Linked DNA regions of Homo sapiens: region 1 is linked to region 2. A link is a contact called in ENCODE Hi-C or POLR2A ChIA-PET data. All regions are on one chromosome and are shown on one strand. Each heading gives the region's core, a stretch centred on a gene start or an enhancer-like site at or near the end of the contact. The rest is flanking DNA. Distances are from core to core; before and after follow the strand shown. Region 1 holds the start of LYSMD4 (LysM domain containing 4). Region 2 overlaps NR2F2 (nuclear receptor subfamily 2 group F member 2).

What was found. A loop is a pair of places that touch in the nucleus more often than their neighbours do. ChIA-PET counts read pairs that join two places held with the same protein, here RNA polymerase II (POLR2A). Pooled maps may share reads with other maps.
Region 1: a loop to region 2 is called in a pooled map, with 2.7 times the contacts of the local background. The contact joins the promoter of LYSMD4 here to the enhancer-like site in region 2. A Hi-C loop is called at or near these places in 1 of 50 pooled maps. POLR2A ChIA-PET finds 5 or more read pairs at or near these places in 2 of 52 experiments (A549 and HepG2).

The regions. Positions count from the first base shown.
Region 1 is chr15:99,732,172-99,734,871 of GRCh38, forward strand. It overlaps LYSMD4 (LysM domain containing 4), which reads right to left and starts at 1,266. Exons shown (of 3, transcript NM_001284417.2): 1 at 1,174-1,266. RefSeq lists silencers at 716-825, 866-1,595.
Region 2 is chr15:96,335,894-96,338,593 of GRCh38, forward strand. It overlaps NR2F2 (nuclear receptor subfamily 2 group F member 2), which reads left to right. Exons shown (of 3, transcript NM_021005.4): 3 at 1,455-2,700. The coding sequence ends at 1,729. Among named protein-coding and RNA genes, the nearest start is that of MIR1469, 4.0 kb to the left of the region's middle. Within about 2 kb of position 1,303, at least 8 of the 41 ENCODE cell types and tissues checked have a DNase peak (open chromatin) inside an H3K27ac peak, as active enhancers do.

The DNA of each region.
Region 1 (2,700 bases), core at 16-2,515, 3.4 Mb after region 2:
GATGGAAGAAGATAGGCAGAATAAAAACCCTTTGTTTTTTCTAATCGCATACGTTTTGTGCAGAAAACGAACCCCGCCCCTGTTCCTCATCCATAGCTGTCTCCCCTAAACCCACATCTGTAAAGAAACAACTACTTTTGCTCTCAGAGTAGTAAGTTGAGATCCTTGCAATGGCAAGTAAGGGCTGCCGCCAGCCTCCGCGCACTCAGAATCTTCAACTCAGAAGCTTTGCACAATAATTTTGTATTCAATATTTTACACATTGCAAAGTATCTTCACTAAGAAGGTCAGCGCTAAGGACTCTTGCTCAGAACTGTGGGGCTAAACTGCTCTTACTTTGACACAGTTTAACTCACAGTATGTGGGGCAAGCTACGGGGAGAACTCATGCCTGTCAGCCGGAGAAAAGCGTCCAGTTTGCTCACGGGTCACTTTGCATTCATTACATCCCCATTGTCTGGTTTTTATTTTCCCCTTGAGTCAACAGCCAAAGCCGCAAGACCCCTGTTCCTCTCTCCAGATTGTTCGCGTGAGATTCCAGAAACGAAATCTCAAACACGCGGGCTGACAACTTCAGAAAAAGGTGGCTTCGGAGCCACAGGGGAGCAGCCCGTACGGGGACAGCCTGCGGCCCCAGCTCGACCCCCTACTCCCCGCCCACGCCTTCGAGGGTCACAGGCCCACACCCCGCTCCGCGCGCTCCTGAGCCTGCCCGGAGGCGGGAGGCGGCCGGCGGTCCTCGGGGGGTTGAGGGTCACCTGCAGGACCACGGCGGCAGCCCGGGGACGGGGCCAGCCTTCGCGTCCGAGCTCAGGGGCGGCGGCAGCAGCTCCAGGCCCGCTTCCCTCCAAGTCCCTTCTGCGAAAAGATGGGGCACCTCAACAAGAGCTGACAGGAAAATGGGGAGCGGCCCGGCCCCAGGGCTCCACGGCTCCACGGGCGGGGCCCTAACATTCCAGAGGGCAGAACCTCTGACCTCTGACCCCCAACCCTAGCCACCTGGGGCCAGCCCACGACAGTCGCGGTCACCGCCCCTCCAGCTGGAGCGTCCCCCTAGGAGCCCGGGGAGGGGCGGCCCGCCCGCGAACCCTCGAGCGAGGCCAGGTCGCCGTACCGCCATGAGCCCGCGCGGCTCCCTAGCCAGACCGCGGCCCCCTCGTCCAGGCCCCGGTACCTCAGCGCCCAGGCTCCGCCGCGACCGGCGACCGGCGACTCGCGACCCGCGACCCGCGACCCGCAGCTGCCACCGCGCCTGCGGATTGGCTACGAACATCAGCAGGGCCCCCCTGGGGGCGGGACTGGGGAGGCAGCCAATGAAGTCAGCGCTGGGCGGGCACTGGAGCGAGCCTGGCTGCGCGGAGAGCTCATCCCGGGACCACAGGGCCCGGGGCGGGGCTCGGGGCGGGGCTCGGGGCGGGGCTCGACAGGGTTCCACACCCCGGAAGTGGCCCTCGCCCCGCCCACCCGCCTACCAGGTCTACCCGCGCGGGCCCTGGCTTGTTTTCGCGTCTGTTCGGAGTAATAAGGCACCTCAGCTCCTCCCTCCCAAAGTGCTTGGCTTTCTGCTGAGCCGCAGCTTTCTCGCCCGTAAAGAGGCCTTTGACCCCACTTGTGGGTAATGATCTGTAGCTGTGACTCGGGGTGGATTCCAGTAGCGTGGGGTCCCCTGAGCCCTCCTGCGGGGAAGGGCTGGGCGCAGATGGGCGAGGGGTCTTTCTGCGGCGGGATCTGCGCTCCTGGGCCTTTGAGGGCCGCACCAGGGGAGGCATTGCCCCACCCCGAGAAGAAAACAGAAATCCACGAGTGTAAAACATGGATGCGGACAACAGGGACCAAGAAAACTTAAGTCGTGTTTATCAAATGTCAGGTGGCCGAGGATTTCTTAAGATGAAAAGTGGTGGAAGAATTCTCACACACTGGCCGGGCGCGGTGGCTCACGCCCGTAATCCCAGCACTTTGGGAGGCCGAGGCTGGTGGATCACGAGGTCAGGAGTTCGAGACCAGCCTGGCCAAGATGGTGAAACCCCGTCTCTACTAAAAAAATAAAAATAAAAAAAAATAAAAAAGTTAGCCGGGCATGGTGGCGGGCGCCTGTAATCCCAGCTACTCAGGAGGCTGAGACAGAGGATTGCTTGAACCCGGAGGCGGAGGTTGCAGTGAGCCGAGATCGTGCCACTGCACTCCAGCCTGGGCAACAGAGGGAGACTCCATCTCAAAAAAAAACAAAAACAAAAACCTCACACACTAAGGCACAAAGTTCAGAGCTTCTACTTAAAAAGGAAAACCAAAATTAAAAAGCAGATAACCTAGGGAAAATAAACTGAACACAACAAAGGATTAAAATCCTTCGCTGAGAGAGACTTCATATGAATAGGAAAGATGCTAAGACCTCAGCAGGTCTGAGGGAGACCTCAGAGAGACAGGAGCAGATAATTCAGCAAACAATGCAAATGGTCAACAGGTTGAAAATGTTTTTAACCCTCACTTGCAATCAGATTAAACAACAAAGCAAACATTAAAACAAGATCTCACAAACCTTTTCCCACTAATAGGATTTGACTGTGTCCACACCCAAAACTCATCTTGAATTGTAGCTCCCACAGTTTCCACCTGTTGTGGGAGGGACCTGGTGGGAGGTGATTGAATCATGGGAGCAGGTGTTTTCTGTGCTGTTCTCCAGATAGCGAATGAGTCTCACTAG
Region 2 (2,700 bases), core at 53-2,552:
TTAGGTAATCAATTAAAGGCCAGTGTCTGGGCAGGGAAGCTGTTTGCAGAGGTTTGGATAGGGATTATTTTTCTCGAGTGCCCCTCATACCTAGAACGTTTGCCTGCTGCAGATATACAGACAAGATATCTCCCTACCTCATAGCCACCTTCACCCCTGTCCCACAACCCAACACCCAGCCCACCTTCTTGGACGATGGAGGTAGTCGTTAATTTCTTGGTATCATTGCTAGCTCTTAGCCTTACCCTTGGTCTTTCAAGGAAAAAAAAATGCCTGATACTGTCGTTAACAGTTTAATTTATGACTATTTGCAAAATGTGGAGGCCTGTGTGGAGAATGCAAATCGCCTCACAAAGAGATAAAGGTTCCTGTTATCTGATTCAGAGGGAGACACACAGTTCCGAGGATGCCGAGGGAAGGAGTCCTGTGCAAACAGATCTTTTAGTTCCTGTCCACAGACACCTCTACATTCTGTAGACATGCAGAGTCCTAGATATACATATGAGGAGGTTGCATGTGTGTTCTGGTTCTTGGGGTGGAGGTGGTGGTGGAGATTTTCGAATATCTGTTTTAATGACTCACAATATGCATATGTTAACCCCAGTCTTGTATGGGGAGCCCTGAAAGGTCAGGTCACAACCTGAACCGCCTTTACCAAGAAGCTTCTCATTTCAAAGGCACTTACTGTATTTTCACGTATCAAAAAAGAAAAGTGTTTTCCTGAAGATAACAGGGAGGGGGGATGCTTCTCGGAGGGACCTGGGTTTTAAAAAATAAAGGGGGGTAGGAGAAAAAGGGAGAGAGAAGAAAAAGGGGGAAAAGAAACAGCTCAAATGAACAGAGAGATCACGGTTTGCATGGCTGCCCTTCAATAGGCTAAACTGACAAGATCAGTTTTAAAGGGCCACTTAAATCAGTTTCAAAGACTGGAGAAAAATGAGTCGCCCTCTTTGGGGGGAATCTGAGGCTGGATCGTGGACGCCATTACTCGGGACTGGGCCAGGTTGTCCACCCCCAACCCCCAACCCCTATATAATTATAAGCCAAACTATTATTTACAGAGGAGGAGGGGAGAGAGTGCTGGTAGTTTTGGTTTCTTCTGTTTACTGACTTGGGCCAGACAGACCCAATGCACTTTTGCTTGGGCCTCTCAATGACCCAGGCTAAGGACTCGGGCAGTGAAAGCCTGTAGCACACTGAGCTATGTTTTATTTTAAAGCAAACACTTCCTCAGGACCATCTCTTGCTCTTTCTTCCCCCACCCCGCCTCCCCCCCTTAAGTTTTCAGTACATAGACATTTGCTCCAACTCCGGTTGGGGCAGTTTGACAGAGCTCTGTGCACACACCTCATGTGACCCAATTCAAACCTCTTAATCTGATGACTGAATTCTTCTTCTTCTTCTTCTTCTTCTTTTTCTTCTTCTTCTTCTTCTGTTTTTAAACTTTCTTCCAGATGCCTGTGGTCTCTCTGATGTAGCCCATGTGGAAAGCTTGCAGGAAAAGTCTCAGTGTGCTTTGGAAGAATACGTTAGGAGCCAGTACCCCAACCAGCCGACGAGATTCGGAAAGCTTTTGCTTCGCCTCCCTTCCCTCCGCACCGTCTCCTCCTCAGTCATAGAGCAATTGTTTTTCGTCCGTTTGGTAGGTAAAACCCCCATCGAAACCCTCATCCGGGATATGTTACTGTCCGGCAGCAGTTTTAACTGGCCGTATATGGCAATTCAATAAATAAATAAAATAAGAAGGGGGAGTGAAACAGAGAAAGAAAAGGCAAAAGACTGGTTTGTTTGCTTAATTTCCTTCTGTTAAGAAAGGATATAAAAGGATGTTACAAGTTTGCTAAAAGAAGAGAGGGGAAGAATTTAATGGACTGTGAATTTCAAAAAAAAAAAAAAAGACTGTCAAATGAACTTTTACAGAATGCATTAAAAAAAAAAAAAAACTCCTGTGTCGGTCAGAACAACTTGCTACTTATCATTTTTGTATAAAAAGGAAATTAGTCTTTTTCTTTTTTTGGTAAATTTTTGAAAAATATTGCTAAAAGTGCATTTAAGGAGATTGGGAGACAATTAGCAGAATGGAGAAAGTAAGTCTTTTTTTTTTCCAAATTATTAATTGTCCTGTGTCTATGTACCTCTAGCTGTTCTTTTTTGTACTTTTCTGGTTCCAAACCAGTTTATTCTGTGGTTCTATAATAAGTTTTGATATAATCTTGGCTTCTTAAAAACTGTGTATCATTAAAATATATGTTCTGCAAGAATTAAAACTGAGTCCATGAAAATACCATAGGAAGACATAAAACTTTAAAAGGCAACTCAAAGATGATGGAAACGCACTTACAAGTGGTGACCAAAATTTTTAGGTGAAGTCGAGCACTCTAATTAGAGAACTGGAGGAACCACATATAACACTTAACTTCCCCTACCCTGCCCCTCCCCAAAAGAAACCATGACAAACCTAGCTTTTAAAAAATATTTTAAGAAAGAGAATGAACTGTGGAATTTATTGGCAGCCAAGGAATGTGTCCAAGACACATGCTGAGGTTTTGAATAAAAAGTGAACTTTTGTAATTTGAATTGGGTCCCGCTTAGTTCTTGAATTGTTATGAAAATCCTATATCTGTTTGTATATTTGCAAACCCTTTGTATTATAATTGTTGATATTTTCCCTTTTTAAAAAATACCATTGAAATCAGCATG